Linked DNA regions of Homo sapiens: region 1 is linked to region 2. The links are chromatin contacts, found by Hi-C or POLR2A ChIA-PET in ENCODE. All regions are on one chromosome and are shown on one strand. The core of a region is the stretch at or near the end of the contact, and the rest is flanking DNA. Distances in the headings are between cores, read along the strand shown.

Region 1 (5,018 bases), core at 1,927-4,426, 72 kb after region 2:
AGGTGGAGCTTCGTTGAGAGAGTAAACAGAGAGATGAGAGAGAGAGAGAGAGAAAGAAAAAGAAAAAGAAAAAAAGGAAAGAAAGAAGAAAGAAAGAAAGAAAGAAAGAAAGAAAGAAAGAAAGAAGGAAGGAAGGAAGGAAGGAAGGAAGGAAGGAAGGAAGGAAGGAAGGAAGGAAGGAGAGAATAAAAGAAAAGAAAGGAAGGAAGGAAGAAAGGAAGGAAGGAAGTTCCTAGAGTCTGGCTAATTACTGATCTGAGCATATATAAAAAGAAACTACCTTAATACCTTAGCCCATGGATTCTACCTCTACCATCTGAGTCTAGTCTACCCTTCTAGCCTCTTCTGTTGCTACCATCCACCATGTAAGACCACAGTGGATTTCTTCAACACAGTGTCTGCTTAGCACCTCTGGTCTTTCTACATTTATTCTCAGTTTGAAATTTCCTACTTCAGTTCTGCCTTCTAAATTAGGCTTCCACTTACCCCTTCAAGTTTACCCGAATAGCCTGTTATCCCTAGTGCTCTTTTCACTGTCTCTTACGTCCGTCTGAATAAGTCACTCCCTTTTCTGTGCTCTCATAAGTGTTTATGCATATTTTAATTATATAACTTGTTATGTTGGGTTAAAGTTTTCTTCTTTCAATTGATAAATATCGTATATATTTATGCTGTTCAACATGATGTTTTAAAGTTGAATTTCGTTTTCTTTTCTAGATGTTGAATTCTTCTGAGGCAGGATGCTCATATTACTTATTCTTTTATCAGTAATTCTTATCACAGTATTTGGCACAGAGTAGGCCCTCAATACATAAGTAACGAATGATTGAATACATGAAATGCTTGTATTAATTGTCTGTCTAATCACTCCACTTTCCAAAAGTATAGAGACATTAATATATTCATTCAATAAACACATATGTATTAAATGCATAATATATTCTGGACATGAGAAAAGTTTCCAGCTATTTTGTACTACATTATATCTTGAAGAAAACTCCAGACCATATCTCATATCTAAGGGTCTTAGGATGATAAAAGTATAACATTCCTAAAGGCTAATCTTGTCTTTTCTCTAGATGCAACTCAGAAGGAAGTAACAAAGTAGAGTTAAAGTAGAGCTTAATGTCAAGTCTGTGGGGTGTGATATTACTATATTTTCTGAAGAGTAGAGTTTGGAACCACCCTCTAAGGATGTACTTACAAACTAACAAAGAGGTATGGCTCTCATGCTTGGTTGGGGTAAACTGAAAGCTACTGACACTGAGGTTCTTCCAAGAAATCTGACACAATAATGGTAGCTGGCAGCACTGGGCAATGAGTAGCATTCCCGGGCATAAACTTCAGAATCTTTGATCCTGGTCCAGTTATTACAGAAATGGAAATTAATCTAAAGAAAACAATTTAAAAGAAGAAAACAACTCTAGGCTGAGCATGGTGGCTTGCACCTGTAATTCCAGCACTTTCAGAGGCCAAGGAGGGAGGATTAATTGAGGGCAAAAGCTTGAGACCAGCCTGGTCAACACAGCAAGACCCCAATCTCTACAAAAATAAAAATTAGTTGGGTATGGTGACACACACCTGTAGCCCTAGCTACTCAAGAGGCTAAGGTGGGACGATTCTAATAGTTTTCATCATGCCATGCAAGTAATTTGCTGTTTTGTGTAAGCAGAAAAAAAGAATACATTCTGCAAATCAGACCTCATTCAGATCTTTCCCACTACCTTGCTTTTACTGCAGCTACTTGAATGGGAAGGAGAGGAAGATTATGCCTACATAATCTGACCACAGTCTCACAGAGTGAGTTTTGTTACAACTCTTCCAGAAATTTCTGAGTTGCAGCTTGTAATGCAGACCTTGTACTAAGTTGGCAAAAAATTCTGATGTCAGTTCCAGTGGAATCTAACCCTGGACTCACTTGAGCCCACAGCAAGTTAAAGGTTACAATGAGTTATGTTCATACCACTGCACTCCAGTCTGGGTAACAGAGTGTCTCTAAATACAAAACAAAACAAAAACTCTAAACAGAATTTTATAAAGTCACATGAACATAAGCAAGTCTGAACAAAATCTCTATGTGCCTCAATAGGGGAAGATAACATAAAATATGTTCCAACAGAGTGATGCAACCCTAAGGCATTAACATAATGCCTACAGACATAATATATAATATGTATAGACACATGGGAGAGTGTTCAAATAAAATGAGAAAATATAGGACACAAAACAGTTCACATACAACACATAAAGTTCAAATTTAAGAGAGAACAAAGGCAAACAGGAATAAATAAGTAAATGGTGGTAGTACTGTTGTAGATTAAATCTTTAGAGTAAAATTTGTTTTCTGTATAATTTAAATAAACAATAAATCTTGTCTGTATTCTTGTCTTATTGATCTACTTATTTCCTCTCTCACTTTCAGTGCAACAAACTTCTTAGTAGTAGTGTAAGGAAAAAACTGCCTCCCTTATAATGTGACCAGGATTAAAAATAGTAATTTTTCTGGTGTCTCCACACACTCAGTATTCTATTCATCCACCTGCTTCCAAGAAGCTCTCAGATCTTTCTTTATTCATTTATTAGTCGAGAGCACAAACTTCTAAGGATTTTCATGGTAGCTAGCAAACTGCCATTGACAAAATAGTTGTCAGATATGTGTTTCTTAAGTGGAAGTTACTCCTTTTCCTTGAGCATAGTTGTCTGCATATTCTGAGCATAACACAATACGGGCACTTTAATTTGACTCACTTAAGTGGAAGAGGTGTCACAAAGCAATAATTACATTAAAAAAATAAATTTTATTGTGGATATTTAAAGTATACAATATGATGTTATGAGAGCATACAGATAGTGAAAACATTACCATTATGAAGCAAATTAATATATCTATTACTTCACATAGTTACTTATTTTTTGTCGTTGTTTTTATGTAAAGAGCAGCTAAACTCCACTCATGTAGCATGGATCCCATATACAATGCAATTCTATTAACTATAGTTCTCATGTTGTACATTAGATCTCTAGACTTGTTCATCCTATGTATCTGATACTTTGTAATGAGTCCTCACCTGAAAAGCTAGTCTCTGCAGATGTTTCCGGGAAGAAACGATGAGCAACACCCTTCTGGGAGATGAAATTTCTCCCTGATGCAGCCAGTTCAGCAGAGTCTCGCAGAGTAAATTTTGATACACCACCTCCAGAAATTTCTGAGCTTTGGCTTGTAATGTGGACCTTGTACTAGGCTGGCAAAAGAATCTGGTGTCAGTTCTAGTGGAATTCAGCCCTGCCTCTCACGGGCCCATGTTGAAGTAATTGGCTCTGCATGGTTGAGAGGCTGGCTGTATGCCCCTGAGCTTCTCTTTTTAAAACATCACAATGCTTTTTGTCCTCACAGGTCATGGAAATACCATGAAAACCAAAGCTGTGTGAAACCAACAGGCCAGATACTGGAAGGAGGGTCAGATTATGTAGGCACTACCCTCACCTCTTTCCCATTCAAGTATCTGTAATAGAAGCAAGGCAGTGGGAAAGATATGAATGATATCTGATTTGCAGAATGCAATAAAATAGCAAATTACTTGCATGGAGTGATGAAAGCTGTTAGAATCTTCCTTTTTAAAGACAAGTTGTGCCCCCTCCCATGCCCATTTTGAAGCTGCAGTGAAACATTCTGACAATGATTCAATGTGAGCACTTCTTAGTCTCACTTTTATAGAGAAGGACCATTGAGATCTCAGCATGGTTGAACTGGTTAGATGTTAAGCCCAGAGCTTTTTCACTCCGAAGTCCTAATTACTATACTTTCCACTTGCTCAGAAAAGAAAGGAGGGTTCACAGCAAAGATAATTTGAGCCTCAATTTCACTGTGTAAAACAGCCAAGATGGGGAGTTTGACACTCTCCAGGTCCTTGTTCTCACCACCTCATTCCCAGGTTAGTAAATATCTTTATTGTAGAGGAAGCAACAGACACTCTAATCAGAGGAGCAGGGACACAAGAGGCTAGGTTGAGAAAGAGGGACAAAAAGTGTGTGTGTGTTCCTTCACTTAATGGATCAGCACAGAGCAAGTTTTCACATATTTTTCTCTGTACTGTCTAGGAGCCCTGCCACTCCTAGAACATTAATTCTCCATCTTTTCCCCTGAGATTGAAGTCATTATAACCTTCCATTACTCTTTCTTCAAAGCGACTGAGATTGTTCTATCATTTATTAACCCGGTGGATCTCTTGACTCCAATAGGGTTCATATCTCACAAAGGATATATCTAACTGCAACAAAAGAGTGGGGTACTCCTTTATCCCAAGCCCAGAAACCAGACCCCTCCTATTCTGTCACTTTAGCTCCTACACTCACACAGCCAGGCAATAGACCAGGATTCAGTGGTGTCTCTCACCCTCAAATCTTTGACTAGAGTCTCTTAACCTCCCTGGGCTGTTGCCCTAGCTGTAAAAAGTGTGTTGTACTAGGTAACCAAGGATTTTTCTTGCTTTTGTTTGACTCTGTGGTTCTTATTCTTACTATGTTATATGTGATAACAGACATAAACCTCACACATTTTGGGATCAGATACAAGGGAAAAGGTTCGGGAGCTCCAGCATCAGTCTTAGTATTCTAAGTGGTTTTTCTCTGGGGTCTGAATTGAAGTGCTAGCAATGATGACAGAGGTAGCATAGCAGAGTGGCTTGCAGCATGACTACCCCCAAACTAACAGGCTGACATCTTGATTGTACGACTTACCTATTGTGTGACCTTGAGCAAATGATTTCACCTTTTCTTGCCTCCATTTCTGTATCAATAAAGGGAATTAAATAATTCCCCTTAGGAATCTTTGCAGGGTCTTAAAGAAAAATTAAGTGGTCCTCCTGTGTCCTTTCTTACCTAAGCAGGGCCTATGCTTAATTGGAATTCAGGATACTTGATTGCCCATGCCCTCAGATCCCTAATGAATTTCAGAACGTGACTGATTTTGTAGTTTATTCAGATTTTTCTCATCACTACTGTGGGAGCAATGCTTTTTC
Region 2 (5,410 bases), core at 1,285-3,784:
GTTTCCATTTCTCTACATTCTCACCAATACTTCTTTTCTGTTGTTTTGTTTTTCAATAGTAACCATCTTATTGGGTGTGAGATGGTATCTCATTGTAGTTTTGATCTGCATTTCCCTGATGATTAGTGATGTTAAGCATCTTTTCGTGTGCTTATTGGTCGTTTGAGAACAAAGAAGATATACAAATAACCAATAAGTACATAAAAAAATGGGTTCTTTGTCTATTTTTAAAGTCAGGTTGTTTTGTTTTTTGGTAGTAAGCGTTTAAATATTCTGAATATTAACCCATTATTAGATACGTGATTTGAAAATATTTTCTCCCATTTTGTGGGTTGTCTTTTCACTATCGATTGTGTCTGTTGATGCATAGAACTTAAAATTTTTGATATAGTCCAATTTGTTTTGTTTTGTTGTTGATGTTGCCTGTGCTTCAACTATCATTTCCAAGAAATCATCACCAAATTTAATGGCATGAACTGAGTCTAGTGTTTTTATCCTCAAATGTGGAGGTAGGTTCCATTGGGCATGAGAAACAACAACTTAAGCTTCAGAAACCCTTGACAGGTTGCAAAGTGCTTTTACCCACATTGGATTATTTAAACTTCAAAGCAACAATCAGTTCATGAATGATGAAACAGAGACCCAAGGAACCTAAGTGAGAGTTACTAAAAAATACCCAGGGGAAAAGCGTTGGGCAGAGTTATTGTTTAGGATTATTAATCAATGGTGGACCTGGGCCTGTAGTCCAATATTCAAAGTTGTTTCAATATCATACACGAGTTTTGGGAGCCTCTTAAATCTGCAAATTGAAATCAAGCTGAAAGTATCCAGAAATACAGGCCCCCCTTGCACACACACATTCATGGTAGCTTCAGATTATACTCCGGGTAGACTCAAAAAGGTGTTCAACTCCTGGGTCTTCTCCAGAGTCGGCAGTACGTGAAAGTGGGATAATGAGCAGCACAGCTGGATTCTTGTCCAAGAGGAGACCCAGAAAGAGCAAGAAACACTTTGGGCACATAGTGTTTAAAGAACTCAGAAGAGATAGACTGAATTATGGCCATACACTATGGCAAGGATAGATTGTTCCTAAATATTGATTTACCTCTTGGTGGCTTCCAATCCGCAATGGGCAGTTGTGGATCTCATTTTGTGACAGCAGATATGTAATCTTGTCAGGCTATTTGGTAGTGGAGCAAATAAACTTAAATAGAAGAGATTTCCCTCTCTGTAAGAGCCTCACAGAAGCCTACGCGTGATATTTGGGAGGAGGGGGTCTTACAACAGTGTCTTGACAAATGTGCCGATACATGAAATTTGATAGTATGCCTGTCAAGCACACTCTTCACTTGGGCAGGCTGGCAAACTGTCTTGGGAGTTCAGCTTCTGATGTGTCCCTTTGGGATGGAAAGGGGAGCCATGGCCTATTATCTTAACATAGGGAGCCAGCTTGTTTGTTTACCATGTGATTTGCCTTTCTTCTCAGGTCTCAGTTGCCTGGTAGAGGACCTGAAGGCTTGAAGAGCTGCAAACTGCACATAAACCCTCTTGCTGTTCACAATTACTCTGCAGGTGCAGGAGGAGAGAGGGTAGCTCATCAGAGCCATCTCCCAGAGCATCCACCTCTGACCCTACCAGAGTGCAAGAAACTTGCCATGACATGTTGAAAATGAGCTGGAGTACGATGTCATGTGCCTAGCCACAGAATATGCTCTGGGATAATCCTTCAGGCCTGCCTCTCAGGAGGTTAATCTCATGCAGGGTCAGGCTTGGTATATGTAACTCCACCCTGTGTTGCCCCTTGTGGTTGGTAGCATTGCGTTTTGTCATCTTTTGCCTGAAATCCAGCCACTGGACAAGCACCAGACAGTATGAATTATTAGAAAAAGCATTGCAGGCATCTTTTTCCCAGGTGACCAAATATGCTGTCTGGATTGCATGATCAAACGTACTGTGAGCAGGAAGTCAGGAGTAGGCTAATGATGCTCTCATCTTCTGTCTCCTGAAATGGGGGTTCTTTGATAACCTGTGTTTAAATAGGCTGTGAAATTTGGTGTAGACATCTACACTCAGAGATAGTGGGGTATAAGCAAGCATCCTTCCTTCTCTTTGTCTCTCCAACATTTCTGTAAATTCTCTACTCTTCACACTTCTTTACATTTATATTCTGCCAACCATCATAGATGTTAGTAACAAAAAGGAATAAAAGGATCAACAAACAAGAGAACACAAGAGACTAGTTATACAAGGTACGGCAGGATTAAAACTAGGAACTGGTGCAAAAAAGAGAATAGATTAAATAGATGATATTCAAAGCAGAAGCATCTGAACACAAGAGGAGAAAAACAATTTTCATAAGAGCAAAGTTTAAAAGTAATTCACTAAAAATAAGATTGTTTGAAAAAACATAACATCAGGAAAATAAAAAGAATATTTATTCATAATAATAGTTATTATTCCTCATAAGGAAAGCTCACCTGAGACTTGGTGTCTAGTTTTTATTGGGGGTGACTCATCGAGGCATGGAGTCATATATTGACCTTAGCTACTTAGTCACCAGCCCTATACCCCACCCCAGAGGTCAAATTGAATACAGTGAGGCCCAAGGCCCCAGGTGAATGGAATGAAAACAGGTGTATTCCAAAGGCTCACAGGTTATTTACGAGAGTTGTTTATCACAGGCCAGTCTTTTCTTAGAAAAATGCAGGATTTGAGCAGCCCAGGCCTGCTGAGTTATGCTTGCTCCCAGGTGTGTTTAAGATGAAAGTAAAATATATAAAATGAAAAGGCAAAAGTGTAAGGCCACTAAGGTTAAAATCACCCAAAAATGATTGAAAGAAAAAAAGAAATTGCAGCCAATTATTAATCAGACTTGAAGTCTGTAAGGCGTTTACTGAGAAATTCCTTAGAGTAAGGTTTCCTGCTGAAGCAACAAGCTGTCTTTCTTCCTGAAGCAGGGCTTGGCAGAGAGCTGTGAAATACCCTGTGGTTTGCCAGGCTCTTCATCTCATGCTCTGATTATATGTATTTTCCTGCAGGGAGTTCTACGGGGCAGAATCAGCTATAGCTTCCCCAGCAGCATCTATAGAGTAGGTCCCACCCACTGCACAGTGAGGCTGCTGGGGCACTTACAGCAGGAGAATCTGCAGCACTTCTGAACCAAGTCTGCAGAGGGGATGGCTCAACTGGAGAATCAGCCATATATAAGGAGTAGCTGAGCAATTAGAGGGAACTAGACTAAGAAGTAGATTGGGATCTTTGTCCTCAACTGGGCAAAGATTGAAAACAGAGTCCAGCCCTTAGATAAAGTATAGATGACAGTGGAAGAGAAGAATGCGAGAGGGTCAGATTCTAACCAGGCAAGGAATGTGACTTGAATCCTCATTCCACCTTTGGCCTGACATTTAATCAGGTCATTCATCGGACATTCAGATCCATCTCAATGACATCTTGTTATCACATAAGGAGGCCGACAAGGAGTAGGGGAGTCTCTCCTGATCACCTTTGTTTAATTTCAGATTGAATATTTTATAAACAAACTGAAACTTATGCCTGAAGAATGTGTGTGAAGCATAAAAAGATAGGTTTAGCAGACCAAGGGCAGATATTTAACTTAAGAGTAATTGATGCTTTGGGCTGGGCGCGGTGGCTCACGCCTGTAATCCCAGCACTTTGGGAGGCCGAGGCGGGTGGATCACGAGGTCAGGAGATCCAGACCATCCTGGCTAACACGGTGAAACCCCCTCTCTACTAAATATACAGAAAATTAGCCGGGCATAGTGGCGGGCGCCTGTATTCCCAGCTACTCGGGAGGCTGAGGCAGGAGAATGGCGTGAACCCAGGGGGCGGAGTTTGCAGTAAGCTGAGATCGTGCCACTGCACTCCAGTCTGGGCGACAGAGCGAGACTCCATCTCAGACAAAAAAAAAAAAAAAATAAGAAGAAGAATAACTGATGCTTTGAAAGAAGATTGACCGAAGGATACAGGTGTGCAAGCAGAGACATCCTTCTGTATAACTGGCAAAATTAACAAAAGTGACCGACATCTAGTTATTTCCTACTGGACATTTTGAGTTTTAAGGATAAAACTATTCTCAAAGTATCCAGGCAGATTAGCTACAAAAGGGCAAAAGCATCAGGCGTCTTTGGATGTTTCTTCCTCGGCACCATTAGAAGTGAAGGAAGCTATCTGCAACATTTTGAGGGGAAAGTGTTACCAATAAAGGGTCCTGACTGCAAGTTGTCCAGGTTCTTGGTGTTTTGAACAAAGAATTGGACAAAACACACAGCAAAGTAAGGAAAGAATGAAGCAATGAAAGAACAAAAGCAGGAATTTATTGAAAATGAAAGTACTCTCCACAGTGTGGGAAAGGGCCCAAGGAGCAGCTCAAGTGCCCGGGATACAGAATCTTCTTGGGTTCAAATACCCCCTAGAGGTCTCCCATTGGCCACTTGGTGCTCACCTCATGTAAATGAAGTGGTGGCCTGGAATCAGGCTAATTGGTTGTGGAAAGCAACCAATCACACATTGAAGTAAAGTTACAAAGATCACACTCCTATGCAAACATCTGATTGGTTGCAGAAAGCACTGCAGTATTACGAATGGATATTATGAACCATATCACAGGACAGTGGACACTCCCCGTGATATGGGGAGTAATATCAACCCCTCTCCCACCCCCGGATATCACGAACGATATCACAGGGGGGTGGACACACTGGGTATTCACGATATTTCGAGTAATATTATCTTTCCTGTTGAAAATTATGATCAATATGACAGAAGAGTGTACACCTCCTGCCATATCGGGAGTAATATCATCCTCTCCCCCACTGGATACTGGGAACAATATCACAGGGGCGTGTACTCTCCCTTTGATATTGGAAGAAATATCATACTCATTTCCCGGATATTAAGAACAATATCACAGGGGAGGCGTACACTTTTACGATATTGGGAGTAATATCATTCTCTCTACCCCTGGATATTAGCAACAATATCACAGGCGGATGTACATTTCCTGCGATATTGAAGGTAGTATTATTGTCTCCCCCCCTGGATATTAGAAACAATACCACAGGGGTAATGTACACCCATTGCGATATTGGGAGTAATACCATCCTCTCCCTTCTTGGATATTAGTAACAATATAATAGTGGGGGTGTACACCCCTCGCGATATTGAATGTAATGTCATCCTCTCCCTCCCTGAATATTACGAAAAATATCACAGGGGGTGTACAACTTCTGCGATATCGGGAGTAATATCATCCTCTCCCCCCTGGATATTAGGAACAATATCACAAGGGTGGTGTACACCCTCTGCAATTTCGGGACTAATATCATCCTCTTACCCCCAGAATATTAAAAACAATATCACAGGGGGTGGTGTACACACCCTTTGATATTGG

Evidence for each region. Hi-C counts contacts between places; a loop is a spot of excess contacts on that map. ChIA-PET counts read pairs that join two places held with the same protein, here RNA polymerase II (POLR2A). Pooled maps may share reads with other maps.
Region 1: a map of naive thymus-derived CD4-positive, alpha-beta T cell shows a loop between it and region 2 (4-fold over the local background). The contact joins the promoter of GLYAT here to the enhancer-like site in region 2. A Hi-C loop is called at or near these places in 2 of 168 maps with a recorded cell type or tissue (Caco-2 and naive thymus-derived CD4-positive, alpha-beta T cell), 1 of 37 single-sample maps with no recorded cell type and 5 of 50 pooled maps. POLR2A ChIA-PET finds 5 or more read pairs at or near these places in 4 of 52 experiments (A673, CD4-positive, alpha-beta T cell, GM12878 and 1 more).

Annotation. Positions count from the first base shown.
Region 1 is chr11:58,728,767-58,733,784 of GRCh38, forward strand. GLYAT (glycine-N-acyltransferase) reads right to left here and starts at 3,177. Exons shown (of 6, transcript NM_201648.3): 1 at 3,069-3,177.
Region 2 is chr11:58,657,062-58,662,471 of GRCh38, forward strand. No RefSeq gene overlaps it. Among named protein-coding and RNA genes, the nearest start is that of CNTF, 37 kb to the left of the region's middle. Within about 2 kb of position 2,535, at least 3 of the 41 ENCODE cell types and tissues checked have a DNase peak (open chromatin) inside an H3K27ac peak, as active enhancers do.